Regions from separate parts of the Homo sapiens genome. Here region 1 is linked to region 2. A link is an interaction called in ENCODE POLR2A ChIA-PET data of the cell type or tissue named here. Cell type or tissue: GM12878. All regions are shown on one strand. Links, peaks and the distances in the headings refer to the core of each region. The heading gives the core; the rest is flanking DNA.

What was found. Peaks named below come from ENCODE experiments on the same cell type or tissue, not always from the same donor. Only the 100,000 strongest peaks of a DNase experiment are listed, where the experiment ranks them.
Region 1: POLR2A ChIA-PET joins it to region 2 with 5 read pairs; 5 of 35 experiments call an interaction of 5 or more read pairs at or near these places.

Annotation. Positions count from the first base shown.
Region 1 is chr4:70,841,843-70,844,648 of GRCh38, reverse strand. LOC124900710 (a long non-coding RNA gene) reads right to left here. Exons shown (of 3, transcript XR_007058131.1): 2 at 378-516. It also overlaps a transcript of GRSF1 not described here. Among named protein-coding and RNA genes, the nearest start is that of GRSF1, 3.4 kb to the right of the region's middle. In GM12878, for the core only: no CTCF peak of the experiment used is centred there; DNase peaks (open chromatin) are centred at 278 and 1,413; H3K27ac peaks cover 259 bases.
Region 2 is chr4:70,769,771-70,772,576 of GRCh38, reverse strand. All of the region lies in intron 5 of RUFY3 (RUN and FYVE domain containing 3), which reads right to left. Among named protein-coding and RNA genes, the nearest start is that of RUFY3, 49 kb to the right of the region's middle. In GM12878, for the core only: no CTCF peak of the experiment used is centred there; no DNase peak of the experiment used is centred there.

The DNA of each region.
Region 1 (2,806 bases), core at 131-2,630, 72 kb before region 2:
TCTTTTTGTTTGTTTTTTCTTTTTGTTTTCTGCTTGTTTCTTTCTTTGTTTGTTTGAGACAAATGATTCCTATGCCTCAGCCTCCCGAGTAGCTGGGATTATAGGGGCGCACCACCACACTTGGCTAATTTTTGTATTTTTAGTAGACGGGGTTTTGCTATGTTGGCCAGGCTGATCTCAAGCAATCCACCTGCCTCTCAAAGTGCTGGGGTTACAGGCATGCGCCACCGCACCCAGCCAAGACAAAACTGCAGCTCTTGCCAATGACTTGTCAGCCACTGCAAACCACAAAAGGTCATGCACTGTCTCACAGCATAAACTAATCCTAAATTCAAAAGCCAAAAAAAAAAAAAGGAGTCCACCCGAGCGGAACTTACCTATAACCCTTGAGGCTCCATGAGGAAGACCGAGGACCTCAAAAGGCATCTGTGGCTCTGTGGCACCTCTCTGATATTCCTCCGGGAGTCTCAGAAGTCATCAGCAGTGTCCTTTAGGTCCCTTTGTCAGTTGCCAGAACTGTCAAAAGACAAAATTACAATGAATTTAGTTTACAAATCTTTTTTTTTTTTTTTTTTGAGACAGAGTCTCTCTCCGTCGCCCAGGCTAGCATGCAGTGGCGCGATCTCAGCTCACTGCAACCTCCACCTCCCAGGTTCAAGCGATTCTCTTGCCTCAGCCTCCCAAGTAGCTGGGATTACAGGTGTACACCACCATGCCCAGCTAATTTTTGTATTTTAGTAGAGATGGGGTTTCACCATATTGGCCAGGCTGGTCTTGAACTCCTGACCTCAAGTGATCTGCCCGCCTCGGCCTTCCAAAGTGTTGGGATTATAGGCGTGAGCCACCGCACACGCCTTTTAGAAATTTTTTTTTTTTTGTTTTTTGAGACAGAGTTTCGCTCTTGTTGCCCAGGCTGGAGTGCAATGGCACGATCTCGGCTCACTGCAACCTCTGCCTCCCGGGTTCAAGCAATTCTCCTGCCTCAGCCTCCTGAGTAGCTGGGATTACAGGCATGCGCACCATGCTCAGCTAATTTTGTATTTTTAGTAGAGAGGGGGTTCTCCATGTTGGTCAGGCTGGTCTCGAACTCCCGACTTCAGGTGATCCGCCCACCTCGGCTTCCCAAAGTGCTGGGATTACAGGCTTGAGCCACTGCGCCCGGCCTCAGCTTTTATAAATCTTAATTGGCTTTTATTTTCTATTCTAGAATCGGGCAACATCTCATTCTATAGAGTGAGTGTTTTGATGAGCTGAGCAAAGGAGGTTGGGTTTGTAGATAGAAAAGGGCCAAGGAAAGTAGAAACAGAGAATACAAAGCAGATTGGTTGTTTCAGGTATTTTCCCTATAAAGGTCAAAGCAAAGGGGCCTTCCTTATCCTGCCAGCTAACACCAGTCTGTTTGAGGATTTGGCCATTATCTGTCTCTCCTGATTACTCAGAAGGTCAAATAAACTTAGTTTCAGCTTGGTCTTGTGGAAGGTGAGTAACTGCATTTTGGTTTGGTCTTTTGGGCATAGTAGAAGAGCTCAGTCCAAACCAATGGCCTCTTATAATTTAATTTTATTTATTTATTTACTTTTGAGACAGGGTCTCACTCTGTCATGAGGATGGCAGGTGCTACTTTGGAGTGCTGGAGTGCAGTGGTGCGGTCTCAGCTCACTGAAGCCTCAACCTTGTGGGCTCCGGTTTTAGGGTCAGTTTGTGCTGTGAGAGAGCGTGTGACCTTTTGGGACTACAGGCAGGTGTCACCACGCCCAGCTAATTTTTTGTATTTTTAGTAGATACGGGATGTCGCCAGGTTGCCCAGGCTGCCTCTTATTATTTATACTCCTGATTATAAAGTACAGGATTTCTGTCTATTTAGGTTTCCAATCCATTCAGATTTTTATGTTATAGATGATGACTGCTGCTATTAAGAAAATGAGGGCAAGAGTAAATATAGGCAGAGTCTCCAATACATCAGCAACCTGTTATTTGTAGTGATGATCTGTTAGGAAGGGCTAACCCATTTTCCTTCTTGAAAGGGAGGCTTACGAAAAGAAAAATAGGTCAGGTGTGGTGGTTCATGCTTGTAATCCCAAGCACTTTGGGAGGCTGAGGCAGGAGGATTACTTGAACCCGGGAGGTCAAGGCTAGTGTGAGTCATATTCCCACCACTGCACCCCAGCTCGGGCAAAAGAGCAAAACCCTGTCTCTATATAAATAAGTAACTCTAGGATTCCCAAATCTTGCAGATGAAGAAACCCCCTTCTCTTTTTTGGCTGGGGTGGGGAAGACTAGCCTGTTCTTTGTTTTCCTTGGGAAGTTACAGGATTACTGATGAACAAAATTACTGTTCAGGGAAGAGACATCCAGTGGCTTCTATGTCCAGGCCCATTCCCAGGAACCACATTTCCAGAGGGGCCTCAACCCCTGAGGCCTCAACTGGCCCCTTTCCAGGTATCCAAGAACAAATCACGAACAAGCAGTGGGAAACAAAAACCAGCCTGACCTCAGCACCTGCTCTCACCCCAAAGGGAGGTGAGGGCTGCTGGCATTGGTGGGTCCTGGGCCTAGCCTCTAGCCAGAGGATGTGGGGACCTCTCTTGGGGGCCTGCCCTTCCCACACCCCCTCTCCCAGCCAGGCTGTCTTGGACATTTCTGGGACTCCTCTGAGGGATCATGGTTCTTGCTCTGGGGTTTTCTTTTGTCATTTTAACACTGAGGCATCCCAGCCTCCCTTCCTGGAAGATGGAGTATTTGCACTGTTGCCTTTTCTTTTGTCCCTGTTTTTGTATAAAAATGACAATACTCTCCGTCGGACTGT
Region 2 (2,806 bases), core at 304-2,803:
TATTTCATACAGAAAGGGTGAGAAGTAATTAAAGTGAAAACATTATTTATTGGGCAATTAATGTGTACTAGGCCCTGTTCTAACTGCATTACATCAAGAAATCTGAAACAACAAGAAACTAAGTAATTATAAAATATATTCAGCTAGAAAATGAGGAAGCCAGAATCCAAACCTAGGCAGTTAGCTTCAGAGCCTTTACTCTTAACTACCGTGCTTTAATGGCCTTTAGTACAGTTCGCTCTCATTCTCAGCAAGTCCTAAAATCCAAGGACGCAGAGGGCTGACTGTAAGGGCTTGAGCATTGTGAGTGTTGGTATTCATGGAGGTGCTGGAAATAATCTCCTTTGGACACTGAAGGACAACTGTACAGTTGATTCTTGAACAACACGACTTTGAATTGTGCGAGTCCACCTATATACTATATATATACACAATATAAAATATATATTTATATTATATTATTTTATTTCTGAGACAAAGTCTCACTCTGTCATCCAGGCAGAAAAAAAAAAGGTTTTCCTCCATCTCTGCCACTCCTGAGACAGCAAGACCAACCGCCTCCTCTTCCTCCTCCTCCTCATCAATCTGGTTAGTGTGAAGACCTTTATGATGATCTGGTTCCTTTATGATAATCCATTCATTTAAATGAATAGTAAATATATTTTCTCATCTTTATAATTTTCCTATAATATTTTCTTGTCTCTAGCTTACTTTATTGTAAGAATACAGCATATGAAATATACAATAGGCCAGGCGCCATGGCTCATGCCTGTAATCCCAGCACTTTGGGAGGCCGAGGCAGGAGGATCACTTGAGCTCAGGAGTTCAAGACCAGCTTAGGCAACATAGCGAAACTCTGTCTCCACAAAACAAAAAAATTAGCTGGGTGTGGTAGCATGTTCCTATAGTCCCAGCTACTCTGAAGGCTGAAGTGGAAGGATCAATTAAGCCTGGGAGGCAGAGGTTGCACTGAGCTGAGTTCACTCCACGGCACTCCGGCCTGGATGACAGTGAGACTTTGTCTCAAAAATAAAATAAAATAAATATAAATATAACTATTTATAATATACAAAATATGTGTTAATTGACTGTTTATGTTACTAGTAAGGCCTCTGGTTAATCGTATGCTATTAGTACTTAACGTTTTTAGGGAATGAAAAGTTTTAGGTGAATTTTCTATGTGGGATGTTTCTACCATGTGGAATGCCTTACTCTGTTGTTCAAGAGTCAACTGCATATATTTTAGTATACACACACACGCACACACACACATACCTCATTTTATTGCACTTTGCTTCACAGATATTGCATTTTTTACAAATTGAAGGTTTGTGGCAACCCTGCGTCATGCAAGTATATTAGTGCCATTTTTCCAACAGCATGTGCTCGCTTCATGTCTCGGTTTCACATTTTGGTAACTCTCACAGTACTTTAAACTTTTTCTTTATTATTACATCTGCTATGATAACCTGTAATCAGTGATCTTTGATGTTACTATCAAAATTATTTTGGGGCTCCATGAACTACGCCCATATAAGATGGCAAGCAATCCATAAATGTGTATGTTCTCACTGCTCTACTTACTGGCCGTTCCCCCATCTCTCTCCCTTCTCCTTGGCCTCCCTATTCCCTAAGACACAACAATACTGAAATTAGGCCAATTAATAACCCTGCAATGGCCACTAAGTGTTCAAGTGAAAGGAAGAATTGCACATTTCTTATTTTAAATCAAAAGCCAGAAAAAATTAAGCTCAGTGAAGAAGGCATGTCGAAAGAGAAGACAGGCCAAAAGGTAGGCTTTTTGGGCCAAACAGCCAGGTTGTGAAAGCAAAGGAGAAGTGCTTGAAGGGAATTAAGTGCTACTCATGAACAAATGAATGACAAGAAAGCAAAACAGCCTTATTGCTGACAGGAATAAAGTTTGAGTGGTCTGTATAGAAGATCAAACCAGCCACAACATTCCCTTAAGCCAACACCTAATTCAGAGCAAGGCCCTAATGCTCTTGAATTCTATGGAGATTGAGAGGTAAAAAAGCTGCAGAGGAAAAGCCTGAAGTTAGCAGCCACTGGTTTACGAGGTTTAAGGAAAGTGTCTCCATAACATAAAAGTACAAGTTGAAGCAGCAAGCACTGATGTAAATAATAGAAGCTGTAGCAAGTTATCCAGAAGATCTAATTAAGATAATTGATGAAGGTGGATACACTCAACAACAGATTTTCACTGTAGTCAAAACAGCCTTCTATTAGACAATGCCATCTAGGACTTTCATAGCTATAGATGAGAAGTCAATGCCTGGCTTCAAAGCTGCAAAGGACAGACTGACTCTCTTGTTAGAGGCTAATACAGCTGGTGACTCTAAGTTGAAGCCAGTGCTCATTTACCATTCTGAAAATCCTAGGGCCCTTAAGAATGATGCTAAATCTACTCTGCCTATGCTTTATAAATGGAATAGTGGGCTGGGCATGGTGGTTCATGCCTGTAATCCCAGCACTTTGGGAAGCCAAGGCAGGCAGATCACTTGAGGCCATGAGTTTGAGATCAGCCTGGGCAATATGGCAAAACCCCATCTCTACTATAAATAAAAAAATTAGCTAGGTGTGGTGGTGCATGCCTGTAGTCCAGCTACTCAGGAGGATGAGGCATGAGGATTGCTTGAGCCCAGGAGGCGGAGGTTGCAGTGAGCTGAGATGGTGCCACTGCATTCCAGCCTGGGAGACACATTAAGACTCTGTCTCTAAAAAACAAAAAACAAAAACAAAAACAAAACAAAAATAAAGGGTACAACAAAGACAGCACATCTGTTTA